3 separate regions of the Homo sapiens genome follow, and regions 2 and 3 are each linked to region 1. Evidence: chromatin contacts called from ENCODE Hi-C or POLR2A ChIA-PET data. All regions are on one chromosome and are shown on one strand. Each heading gives the region's core, a stretch centred on a gene start or an enhancer-like site at or near the end of the contact. The rest is flanking DNA. Distances are from core to core; before and after follow the strand shown.

Region 1 (4,370 bases), core at 1,861-4,360:
TTCACCATATAAGGTTTCCTTTAAAATGCATGTAAGTATAAAAAGTGACTGAAGGTTGAGAGAAGCTGCCTTCAGCCATCAATTGCAGATGCTGTTCCTTATACTAGCACCAGGAGATGTAGTCTAAGGGACAGAGCTGACTCTGTCTTCAACTCTGTGACCCGCAGGAAGTGGTCCTGGCTGTGTATGACTTCTGCTGGGGCAACTTTACCATTCCACTGCTTGTGTCTTTTCTAATGTACTTTTCATTACTTGTATCATATTTAAAACCACAGAAAATATCTCAGCATCCCAGCTGGAGTAACATTTCTGAAGAGAACATGCTAACTTGTTAATGAAATAATGAATACTAAAGTTAAATGCATATATAGTCTCCTGTCACTGCCCTCCCATTGTTATTTTGAAACATTTCCAAGCTCCAGAAAAGTTACGAGAATACAAAGTAGTGGAAAAATTGGAACCGTCATACAGTGCTGGTAGACTGTAAAGTGGTGCAGACATTTTTGGAAAATAATTTGGCAACTCTTCAAAAAGTTAAAGTAGCTCAGCAAAATCCACTCCTAGGTATATATCCAAGAGAAATGAAAACATCCTCTCACATAAAAACTTGTACTAGAATGTTCATAACATTATTAATAGCGAAAAGGTAGAAATAACTCCAATGTCCATCAAGAGACCAGTGGTTAAACAAAATATGATCTATCCATACAATGGAATATTATTCAGCCACAGAAAGGAATGAGGAACTGACTCATGCTATGACAAGCATGAACACTGAACATTACTCGAAGTAAAAGAAGCCTGTCAGTCAAAAGGGCCACATAGTGTACGATTCCATTTATATGAAATGTCAAGAATAGGCAACTCCAGAGACAAAGTCAATTTGTGACTGCCAGGGGTCAGGAGGGAGGGGGAATGAGGAGTGACAGCTAATGGGTTCAGGGTTTCTTTTTGGGGTGAAAATGTTCTAGAATTAGATCGTGGTGATGGGTGTGCAACTCTGCAAATACACTAAAAAACTACTGAATTGTATACTTTCAAAGGGTAAATTTCGTATTTTAAATTATCTTTATAAAGCTGTTTTTAAAAAGAATACAAAGTAGACCCATGTAGCTTTTAACTTCATTCAGCAATTGTTAGTATTTTGCCACATTCACTTTCTTTCTCCTATACACATATGTGCATAAACATATGTGCACAGTCTACGGCTTGACACTTTGATCCTAAATACTTCAGCATGTGGAGTATTCTACATAACCAAAATATAAATATTACACTGGAGAAATTCAACACCAATATACAACAATTATAGTCCATAGTCGAATTTATATTTTATCAGAAATTAAGCATTCTATTTGGTTCTCATGTCCCTTTAGTCTTATAGTCTAGAAAAATTATCTCGCCTTTATTTTTTGACACTGATATTTCCGAAGAATCCACGCTACTTGTTTCACAGAATGCCCTTCAATTTGGATATTCCTTATTGTTTCCTTATGAACTGATACGGATTAAACATTTTTGGCAGGAATACTACATAGGTGAGTTGTGGCCTTCTCTGTGCATCATGCCAAGGGGTACCGAATGTCAGTCGTCTCATTAGTTGTGATGGTGAAGTGGTGTTCATTGTTGTGCTTGGCTAGAGGAGTGTGACTACCAGATTTCTCCATTATAAAGGTAGCTTTTTCTCTTTTTTTTTTTTTTTTTTTTTTTTTGAGACGGGGTCTCACTCTGTTGCCCAGGCTGGAGTGCAGTGGCACAATCTCGTCTCACTGCAGCCTCCGCCTCCCGGGTTCCAGCGATTTTTCTGCCTCAGCCTCCCTGGTAGCTTGGATTAGAGGCGTCCGCCACCACGCCCGGTTAATTTTTGTATTTTTAGTAGAGACCAGGTTTCACCATGTTGGCCAGGCTGGTCTCGAACTCCTGACCTCAGGTGATCCGCCCGCCTCGGCCTCCCAAAGTGCTGGTAATACAAGCGTGAGCCACCGCGCGGGCCAGATTTTTCCCTTTGTAATTAACCATCAAGGGGATGACCATTTGAGCTTGTGTAAATAAGAGCAGGCTTCCCTAGTTGTCTTTTGCCCAAAAGTTTTAGCATCCATCCAAGACCTTTGTCTGAAATTCTGTCCCTTTTGAGATTACTTTGCATTAATATGACCAACCACTGCGATCAATTTTATTCCAAAGAGTGTTGGGGCTGTGATTTCAACCCTAGCTGCACATATATCACCGGTATCGCTGGGAGTGGAACCCAAGCAATCATATTTTAAAATTCTCCAGGATGACTGATTCTGATGTAGAGTAAGGGTTGAGATTCCCCGAGTTAGAGGAACCTTACAACACCCTCATTTGCAAATAAGGACACTGAGGCCCAAGGAGGTTAAATGACTGGCCAATGTCACAAAACCTGTTAATGGCATAGTCAAGATTTTACTTTTTTATACTTGCATTTTAATAGCCATTCCTTTGTGTCAGTCGAAGAATAAAACCAGAAAAAGCAGTAACTTTCGTAGTATGTTAGTATGTTGTTAAAAGTGACTACCATCTAATATATGCTGCCGCCAGACATACCCATTTCTGCTTCCAAGGTTTGTTTTAGCTTTCGTTCATTAGACCTTTGCGGTCACCTTAGGAGAGAGGGAAAGGGGAGTTTGGTCGTCAACTCCTCCGCCCTCAGCGCTCACTGAGGGAGCTCAAGCCTGAGAACCCAACACCGCCGGGTGTTCAAGGGGCCAGATGGGAAGAGCGCAGCCCCGGAGCTGGGCGCCTGCCCTGCACGTCCCGCAGATGCGGCGGCGGCGCCTGCCCTGGGGCCTCCTCGCAGGGCAGCCAGCCTCGCGCGGGAAGCACCTGGCGGGGACGCACCTGGCGGGAACGCACCCACCTTGGCGGAGACGCACCTGGCGGGACAGCCCTGCCCCGCCTAGGGACGCGGGACGTGCGCAGAGCGATGGAGACAGCGGAACCTGCAGACCCGCCCAACCCCACCTCCATCCCCACCCCCAGCCCCCACTTACCCCGGCGTGATAAACTTTATTCGCTCTTTTAATCTTGATGTCCAGGGCGGTCCCCATCTCCAATTCTCCGCAGCAGCCGCCACTTCCGGCTGCGCGTGACCCCAGGGAAACAAGGGGCGCCTCCCCGCTTCGTTCTGGGCCCCGCCCCTTTCCCTCTCTGCCGGCAGTGGCTCACGTGACCTCGCAGCGGCGTCGCACACACTCCCTAGCTCCGAGGGGCGAATGCCCACGCCTTCCTCCTTCCGGCACAAGAGCCGGCCTTAGTGCGGGCCGAAGCGCTGTCACGGTTCACCCCGCCCCCTCTGGGCGTGAAAGACGGGGCCAAGCTAGCCCCACCCCTTCCGTAGGGACAGTCTTACGCCGGAAATGCTCCTTTGCTGTCCGGGTTAGCGGAGGGAGGGAGGAACGGCTCTCCCCGCGTGCCCCGCGGCTGGAGGCGGAGCCGAGCCTGTCTGTCGGTTGCAGCCTGCGCAGGAAGGATGACGCTCCCGTCAGGCTGTGCGGCGCAGACGGTCGCCCAATGGAGTTGTCTTTCAGGAGGTTTTAACTTGGTAATGCCTGCCCTCCTCAAATGTCCTTAGTCTCCTCAACTCTAGCCCTCCACCGCTTTCTCCCTGGGGTTCTGAAGAGCCGGCGCCCCCTTGTCTGTCTGCGGCCAGGCGCCGCACCCTGCCCTTCCCGCGGGAGCGGTTCCGGTCACCCTCAGGGGTGCGGCCCCTGCGTGCTAGTCCTGCAAAGCGCTGATTGGCCGGCGGCTCGGTTGCCTCGCGTCCCAGCGCCAGCTGGGCCTAGGGCCAAGGTCTCGGGAAGCGCCGGGTGACCTCGCTCCTCTCGGAGCCGCGGGCGCTGGGTCACCCGCCAGCCGGGCTCCGCGGGCCGCGAGGGATTGTGGGTGTTCCCCAGGCGCGTGTCCTGGAACCGGGTGTTAAATATTCAGATCCGTGCGCCCCGCGTGAAGGGTGGAAAGGCACGGCCCCCAGGCTCTGGGGCTTGGAGATTGGTTGCAAATGAAAGACTGAAAGCTGGAGTGAATCTGCCTATTATTTTTATTCCCAGCAACAGCTGACCCCAGATACAGTTTGTGGGGGTGGGGGGCGTTACTGCAGGGCAGGGCAGTGCACTGTTAACGTACTTCGTTTATTGAGTTAAAATCTCTTGTAAATGTTATAAATGAGGATTTTGCCAATAAGCAGAAGGTCAAATTTCATTTTGACAAATGATTTAATTAAATAATGCGGTGAAAAGTGCTTTTTGTTTAAATTCTTTGCTTTTTGTTTAAATTCTTTGATTCTGATCATTATTTTTTAAAGTGCATTGCTTTTGGGATAACATCAGAAACTATCTGTAAAAAGAATT
Region 2 (4,167 bases), core at 1,193-3,692, 1.1 Mb before region 1:
AAGAGTTCAAGACCAGCCTGACCAACATGGTGAAACCCCATCTCTACTAAAAATACAAAAAATTAGCTGGGCATGGTGGCGCACAGCTGTAATCCCAGCTACTCAGGAGGCTGAGGCAGAAAAATCGCTTGAACCTGGGAGGCGGAGGTTGTAGTGAGCCAAGATCACACCACTGCACTCCAGCCTGGGCAACAGAGCTAGACTCCATCTCAAAAAAAAAAAAAAAGAAAGAAAAAAGAAGACACTGGCTTAGAGGGTCACCAATATCTGCATATCAAAACTAAGAATGAATTTACTTGGCCAATCTCTCTACTGGGTGATCAGCCTGAGCCAGATAATGCAGTGGGTTCTGATTTATAATGCCTTCTTTACTGTCAAGAGGGGTAAGGATTAAAGTTCCGGTTTAAATTAAAGTTGAAATGCTTTACTTGGTTTGAGTATTATTATGAAAGGACCCTGACCGTTTCTGCATGTCTTAAACTGATGAAAGTAGCTAAGTAGACTTTTAAGTTGTGACAAGACAACTTGATCCAAGAAAACATATTTCTTGTCAGAATATGCAATTTTTTTTTTTTTTTTGAGATGGAGTCTCACTCTGTCACTCAGGCTGGAGTGCAGTGGTGTGATCAAGGCTCACTGCAACCTCTGTCTCCCAGGTTCAAGCAATCCTCCTGTCTCAGCCTCCCCAGTAGCTGGGACTACAGGTGCACACCACTACACCCAGCTAATTTTTGTATTTTTAGTAGAGACAGGGTTTCACTATATTGGTCGGGCTGGTCTCGAACTCCTGACCTCAGGTGATCCACCTGCCTCGGCCTCCCAAAGTGCTGGGATTACAGGCGTGAGCCACTGCGCTCGGCCAGAATACTCAAATCTCAATGTTGTACATTTACTGTCAATCCTGTCAGTATCAGTATATTGTATACAGTATACAGTAATTGACAGTATACTGTCAATTATAAATTGAGTTTTTTAAATTATGATTTACAAATGAATTTGTCAAAATTAAATTAAACCCCCCCACACGCACACACACCTGGAATCCTTTACAGATAGGTGGTATATGAATACAAGGCACAGATTGTATGTGCATGGTGGCTTTGGCACAAACAGACTACTTCTTTTTTCAATGTTAAGTGTAAAGCAGTTCTTTCATCTCTGTTCAGTGCAGTGTTGAGTGTGACTAGGATTTGAAGAACCTAAAAAAAAAAAAAACTCACCTGCTTGCCATCTTCTTGTTTTTTTTTTGTTGTTTTTTGGTTTTTGCTGGTTTTGTTTGCTGCTTTTGTAAAACCAGTTTATCATATTCTCATTAGGAAATCAATTTTCATGAAATTAATTTTTTTTCCTGCTAACTATGGCTCAATCTTTTCGTTTCTCTCTGCTTCTATCTTAAGACCATTCCTCAAATTGACCATGAGAGGATTTACATCTGGGGCACTTGGTATATGCCAAATGGAGACAAAATCAGAATCAGCAGCCTGGCTGGGCCACAGGTCCAGCATCCCAAGCTATTAAAATATTCTTAGTGTTTCCAGGGAAGTGATAGATCCACTTTGGAAGCTGATAATATACCCCTCCCCTAGAAACATGCATATACACAAAGTGTTCTAAACAACTTCCAGGTGCTCATGACCTCCCCCACCTCCCAAGCTCATTGACCACTGCCTCGCCTTCACGAACTCCAGACCTGGTCTGAACATTTCTAAAGGACGCTCGGGAGTTAAAAGGAGCGAGGCCACTGCAGAAATGACAGCCTTCATCCACAAGTGGCCCACTTCGGGTTGGCTGGAGCCACAGCTGGGTGGGGACAGGGCCTGTGCTCAGGTGAGCACTGCCTACCGCGCACCCTCCAGGTGCGTCCTACCCTGAAGCGGTCGGACTGGACCGTCTAGGTCCCAGCGCTCGAGAGGATGGCAGGCAGGGGCTGGTGATTGTCTGGAGATATGAATGCTTTCTAAGGTTGACGTCAAGGTCTCCTTCCTGAGCCACAGTCCACGTGATAAGCTCTGTCCAGGTAGAAATGATCTCACCTCTCCTGTCGCCCAGGGTCGGAAACCTGAGGCCCGTGCGGGCTGGGGCAACTTAGCAGGGGTCCCAAGCCCGCCGCGCCCCCTGCGCCCCAAACGTGTGTGGAGGGCTTGGACGTGGTCCAGAGGGAAAAGATGGGGTGAACCAGGTGCCGCGCACCCTTCGAGGAGCCCCCGCTTCTCCGTTTCTGTGAGTGACTCCAAAGCACCTCCGAGGGCCGACACACGCGCGGACGACCTTGGGCGGGCACTGACCAATGTCCCCTTCCACTCGGTTGTGTCGGGGGTCCCCAGGTGAGGCGCGAACGCCGCCCCGCTCACCTGTACGAGGCCTTTCCCGGAGCAGCCCGGCTACGAAGCGACACCCATGGCGGAGAAGCTAAGGAAGACTCCCGCTCCCTCACACCGCGGCTGAGGCGACTGAACCGCCCCAGTACGCCGGGGCCCTCCCCAAGCCCTGCTCCCAAGCCGAAGCCCCGCCCCCGCGTCTAAGGCCCACCTCCAGGCCCCGCCCCTGACCCCGACTCCGTGAGTCAAGCCTGGCCTTTCAGTCCAGCCCAGCCCGTCGAGGCCCCGCCCCTGTTGTTATGGCCCGCCTCCAGGCACCGCCCTTGATCCCACCTTCATGAGTCAGGCCCCGCCTTCCAGCCTAGCCCGGCCAGCCGAGGCCCCGCCCCTGTAGGGACAGCCCACTTCCAGGCCCCGCCCTTGATCCCGCCTCCTTCGGTCAGGCCCCGTCTTCTAGTTCCGCCCCGCCCGCGGAAACCCCGCCCCCGCGCGCCTATGGCCCACCTCCAGGTCCCGCCCCTGAGCCCGCCTCCAGGCGTCCAGCCCCGCCTTCCAGCCCCGCCCCAAGCGCCGAGGCCCGGCTTCCAGGCTCCGCCCCGACCCGCGCGGTGGGGAAGAGCCGCTGCCGCTGGTTCTCCGGCTCTTCCTCGGCGGTTCTGGCTCCCGGCCGCGCCGCAGCCCTGCCCAGTCTCTCTCCCCCAGCCCGGAGGGCTCCTCCGCGCCGCACGTGAGCGCGCCCGCCAACAGGGCCACTGCCGCGGTAAGTCGTGCCTGCGCCCTGTCCGGCGTCCAGTCCTCAGCCGCTGGGCGAAGCCGGAGGAGCCGGGCATCTCCTCCCCGCCGGCCCGCGGGTCCTTCTCCGGGTCCAGAGGGCTTGGGCGGCGCCGTGGGGCGGCCCGGGGTGCAGGTGGCTTACCGGCGCGCGGCCCGGGCCTGCGGCGCGCTCTGCTGCAGTGCGGGGGCGGAGAGCTCGGGGCCGGAGACCGGGAGGGCAGCGGGGAGACTGGGTGGGGTCCCCTAGGGTTACCCGACCCTGGCGCGGAGGATATGATGCCGGCCACGCCCTCGCCGAGCGGGGCGGCAGGTGCAGGTCCAGGGGTGGGTCGCGGCCCGCGCGCCCTCCCGGGGCCGGCCCACGAAGAGACGCTCAGCCTTTGTTTGCTGGTGCCCTGGCTGGGGAGGAGGCTGGGGACGCAGACCTGTGAGAACTAAGGGCTTTCCTCGTTGGGGAAGACCCCAGTCTTCCAGCCAGTCCCCAGGAGAAGGGATCCGGGCCGCAGTGCGCGCTCTGCCAGCCTGGCCCCTGCGCCCTGCAGGGTTCCCGGCTGCTCGCGGGGACTGTTACCCGCAGTGTTGCCTTACACTCGCGACTGCAGCCCCACAATTGGGAAGACTTTGCTAGGATTTTTTTGGTAAGGCGAGGGAAGACCGTCCCCCCGGCCCCACAAGTCTGCTGCCATTAGGTGGCTTAAATTTTTTCCAGTACAATTTAATTGCCACTTTGAAAGACCACATTCAAAACAGTGTGTCCCAGAGTTGATTAAGCCCATTGGTGATGAGTGTTTCTGTGCTGTGGACTAAGGATCATTATCAATTTTATTACTAATAGTACATATCTGTTATCTGTTGCTAAATGTTTTTGCTTATGTGGTAGGGTCACTGTCCTCATTTTCATCGAACTGAGAAATGTTCCTTCATATAGACATATTTACAGTGAACTTTTTTGGGATCTGGCAGTTGGTTTTTCTCTTGAACTTGTTTTTTTCTTTTTCTAAATTATTATTATTATTATTATTTTGAGACGAAGGTCTCATTATGTTGCCCAGTCTGGTCTCAAACTCCTGGGCTC
Region 3 (4,000 bases), core at 537-3,036, 1.5 Mb after region 1:
GCAAAGAGGAAATATGGCTCCACTCAGGGAGCCCATCAGCGACTCAGGGAGCCCTGGAGCACCTGGCACTCAGCACCCATGAACACGAGGGCAGGCATGGTGGGACAAGGCAGTCTGCTTGGGGCAAGTGAGCTTCGGGAAGTAGCTGAGCTTTGGGGAGCAGCTGTCTATACCCAGCTTCTCAGGGCTGTGCAAGTAGCCTGAGGGAGAAAGACCCTATATTAGCTGAAACTGCAGCCCAGATGAGTCAGTATTTTCTGCTACGGTTTTTTAAAAAAATAGTAACATACTCATGTCTCCATGGTAACTTACTATGGATCTGTATTCCATTTATGGAACTCTTTCTTGACCTATCTGTGTTCTCTAATCTGGGCCTGAATATACACTGAGAAGCCATCAGAATCAATTCAGTCTCCAAGAAATAATCACTTCCCCTATACGTGATTGTTTCAGCCGTATAGATTCTGACTGTGACTCATGCCACGGTGATACCCGGAGACCTTCGGGGACCCAGAAACATTAAGGTGCACCGATATCTCAATTATCCGGATAACTCTAGACCTAGAGTCACCATGGAAACCTAGAACCCTGAGTCACAGAGAAGCTGGGCCATTCCTCTCCCTTCCCGGTGGTGCCGCAGTTCTTGAGATGTGAGCAGCTTTCAGCCCCGTGGCCTCGCCTAAGCTGGGGTTTCCTATTTCATCCACAACTTCAGGAATCTAAACTTTCCTGCAAAATATTGAGCATGTGACCTGAGTCCAAACAGCCATGGACTCAAGCACCTTCTGATAAAAACGGAAACCACAGTGTAGGGGGTGGTTTTGACCAGGGTTTCGGAGTCAGATAAACTCAGGTTTCCACCTTGAATTTCTCATCAATCTGACGTGGCAGGTTATTCATCCTAAGGTTCAGTTCCCACCTGTGTAAAGTGGGAGCCGCAAGTCCTCCGAGAGTGACGATGATGTGCGTGGAGTGCCCAGCCCAGATTGAAGCGCGGCCAAGGCGGGTCGCTATCTGGGCACCGCTCAGCTCCAGAGGGCGCCACTCCCGCGGAGCCTGCGGGATCGGGGCTTCCCGGGAGCAGCGCGATCAGCACCACGACTCGGGGACACAGCCAGGGCCCGGTTTCTACAGGAAGCGCCTCATTTGGAGCCTTTTTGTGATAGAATGATCATTAGTCCTAAGCCCATTCAGAGGTTCAAGAATGGGGTCGGCTCAATTTCAGGGCCTTATTACCCAAGCCCGGCTGCCCTTCGGTGCCACCAGCACCACTGCTCCGTCGCTGCGGAATTCCAAAGGCAGGTTTGGCGTTAGGGCCTTGGCCCCAGAGAGGACGCCGAGCGCTCCACGGAAAGTCTCCGCCCGGCTCCCAGGGCGCACACTCGCGCGCACGTGGGGCCGAGGCCCTGCTCCCGGGGCCTCAGGGCCAGCCGGCGAGGGACCCAGCCGAGTGACAGCAGGAGGCGGAGGGAAGGTTGGGCCGGAAGGTGTCAGCCCCGCCCCGCGCTCCCTCGCCGCCTCCGCCCTCCTCTTCTCTCCCCTCGTGCGTTCCCTCTCCTCTCCCTCCGCTCCCCCAACCCTCCTGCTGCCCCCTTCCCTCTCCTCCCGCTTCTCCCCATCCTGCCTACCTCCCTTCCCCTCCTCTTCTCTCTCCTCCCCTTCCCTCCCCTCTCTCTTCTCTCCTCCCTCGTTTCCTCCCCTCCCCTCCACTCGGCCGTCCCTCCTTCCTCCTCCCTCCTCCCTCCTCCTCCCGCTCCTGAAGAGCGCGCCGCGTGGGGGACGGCCCGGTTACTTCCTCCAGAGACTGACGAGTGCGGTGTCGCTCCAGCTCAGAGCTCCCGGAGCCGCCCGGCCAGCGTCCGGCCTCCCTGATCGTCTCTGGCCGGCGCCCTCGCCCTCGCCCGGCGCGCACCGAGCAGCCGCGGGCGCCGAGCAGCCACCGTCCCGACCAAGCGCCGGCCCTGCCCGCAGCGGCAGGGTAAGAGCTGGGCCCGCAGAGAGCGCCCGGCGCGCGGCTCCAGTCCCATGGAGGGTCACCCGGGGCCTGGGCGGGGGTCGCGGGGGGCACTGACACGCAGATCTCGGGGCGCTGCCGGGGGTGCAGGTGGGGGTGGCGGCTGCTGCGAGGACTCTAGGGGCGCGCGTCTGAGTTCCGCGCCGGCTCGTTTTCCGGTTATGGAGTGGCCTCCGGGGCTGGCGGGGTCGGCCGGGGGGTTCCTGCGTGCTAGGGCCGCTGTCTTCGGGGTCGCCTAGCGGCGGGCGCGGCCAGGGCGCGCTGGCTTGTTTCGCTCGCTTTTGTTTTTAAAAGGAAACGCAGGCCTGGTAGGGGGTCCTGCCCAGTGGATGTCCCGGCGAACATGATTTCGCGAACGGGAGTGGGGGCACAGGAGAGCGTGTCCGAGGTGGCCTGGCGCCCCGGCTTTGAGGGTGACTTCCTGGAGCGGCGCCGGGCCCGGAGGATCTGGGGCGCCCAAGACACCTGAAGGCTGCGGCACCGCGGGAACCTGCGGGGCGCGGGGTGCCATGGTCACCTGCTCGCCGCGTCCAGGGCCCGGGCTGGGGACCCCTCGGTCGTGCGAGGAGAGCGTGGGGAACCTGTCGGAAATGAGATCTGGTTGCGCTGGGCTGCCTTTATTTTCTCGTTCCTACAGCATTTGAATGAAGAGGTAACTGAGTGTTTGCTTGTGTGTGTTTGGGTTGCGTGTGTGTTATCCTATTTTATTTTTTACGGCAGGAGACCTTTTATGTTAGCCTGTACACAATTTCAGGGTAGCCTAAAACAGTAGTTGACGCGCTAGTTATTTAGAAAGTAAAGAAATGAGCAGTCCCCTTTGGAGACAGGAGTAATTTATTTTAATTCGCCAGTAAGAGATTATATTTGTTCCATACAATGGAAGCGCCTGTGCGTTATCTGCCTGCCCACACCACCACCAATCAGAGAGATAAATCTCCACGTTAAGCTTTATTAAAATTCTGAGTAGTAGCGCAGCACAGTAAATGTTAGCACCGACCATCCGCAGGGAAATGCTCAGATACTCATTTCTGGGATTAGTCATTCATCTCTCTAAACTGATCGCTTTCAAAGCGAAAAAAGCAAACTACCTTCAAATGTGTGTTACAAGGTTGTGTTGTTTCTTTTTTTTGTTTGTTTTCAAATTTATCTAAATAATCTTACATAAGTGATTACTTGTTCCAATAAGGGTACTGTTGTCAGGCAAATTCTCCTTGTTTTTAAATGTAACCATTCTCAGCTGTTACATTTCTGCTCTTTATCCTTTTTTTTTTTTTTTTTTGGTTTAAAAGCAGCGATCCATCAGCAACACCAAACTTGAAATTGATTTATGTGGAAAAACTTGGCTTGTCTGCCATCTAACAAGCCCTGTTGAGTAAAATAAGCAAGCTTAAATTTGATTAGTTGTGTGTCTGCCTGAAACCATTTAGTAGAGCACTTTAATTCTGCATGGTTTTTACAAAACTCATTAAAAGCTGGACAACAAAAGAATTCTATTCTGTAGCTAGTAATTACAGCTCTTTATGTGGGAGTGGTAGGCTGCCTTTTCTCCTGGTATTTGTACACAAAAGCTGGGGAGAGCTTTTCCACTGCCTTCCACATTCATTCTCTGTCCATCTCAGAGAAGCTGAAAAACAGAATCAAGTCAGCAAGCAGTCTGCAAGCCTAAGGAAGAAAAAGAGCTGACCCATCCGGCTCTGGATGGATAACTGGCAACACCCAAGATGTCTATGATTTTGGCCTTCTGTTTGAGGCTTGTTTATTTCTTTAATCAGCAGCTACCAGGACTTATTTCATGCAGAGAAATGACATAAAGCTCTAGAGGAAGGAGCATTTCACATTGGAAGGAGTAGTGAGAAGGGCCTGATCTGATAATATCAGGATGGGTGGGAAGGGTCCATTCCTCATCATTCATGTTCTCCCGGCACAGAGGACTGTGTGGAGGACTCAGGATTTAGGACCATACTCAACTGGGGTTTGATCTCCACT

Evidence for each region. A loop is a pair of places that touch in the nucleus more often than their neighbours do. ChIA-PET counts read pairs that join two places held with the same protein, here RNA polymerase II (POLR2A). Pooled maps may share reads with other maps.
Region 2: a map of CD14-positive monocyte shows a loop between it and region 1 (6-fold over the local background). The contact joins the promoter of CBR3-AS1 here to the promoter of VPS26C in region 1. A Hi-C loop is called at or near these places in 4 of 168 maps with a recorded cell type or tissue (CD14-positive monocyte, naive thymus-derived CD4-positive, alpha-beta T cell and ovary), 4 of 37 single-sample maps with no recorded cell type and 17 of 50 pooled maps.
Region 3: a loop to region 1 is called in a map with no recorded cell type, with 11 times the contacts of the local background. The contact joins the promoter of ETS2 here to the promoter of VPS26C in region 1. A Hi-C loop is called at or near these places in 1 of 37 single-sample maps with no recorded cell type and 6 of 50 pooled maps. POLR2A ChIA-PET finds 5 or more read pairs at or near these places in 2 of 52 experiments (HEK293T and common myeloid progenitor, CD34-positive).

What each region holds. Positions count from the first base shown.
Region 1 is chr21:37,264,224-37,268,593 of GRCh38, forward strand. It overlaps VPS26C (VPS26 endosomal protein sorting factor C), which reads right to left and starts at 3,111. Exons shown (of 8, transcript NM_006052.2): 1 at 3,015-3,111. The coding sequence starts at 3,071. RefSeq lists silencers at 2,707-3,016, 3,757-3,916 and an enhancer at 3,157-3,216.
Region 2 is chr21:36,153,866-36,158,032 of GRCh38, forward strand. It overlaps CBR3-AS1 (CBR3 antisense RNA 1), which reads right to left and starts at 2,443. Exons shown (of 3, transcript NR_038893.1): 1 at 2,352-2,443. DOP1B (DOP1 leucine zipper like protein B) reads left to right here and starts at 2,959. Exons shown (of 37, transcript NM_001320714.2): 1 at 2,959-3,078. RefSeq lists enhancers at 1,485-2,152, 2,153-2,819, 2,204-2,253, 2,334-2,393 and silencers at 2,574-3,123, 3,154-3,453.
Region 3 is chr21:38,804,143-38,808,142 of GRCh38, forward strand. ETS2 (ETS proto-oncogene 2, transcription factor) reads left to right here and starts at 1,787. Exons shown (of 10, transcript NM_005239.6): 1 at 1,787-1,978. RefSeq lists enhancers at 586-1,086, 620-759, 940-999, 1,010-1,169 and silencers at 1,280-1,609, 1,630-1,699, 1,890-2,179, 2,290-2,389, 2,410-2,509.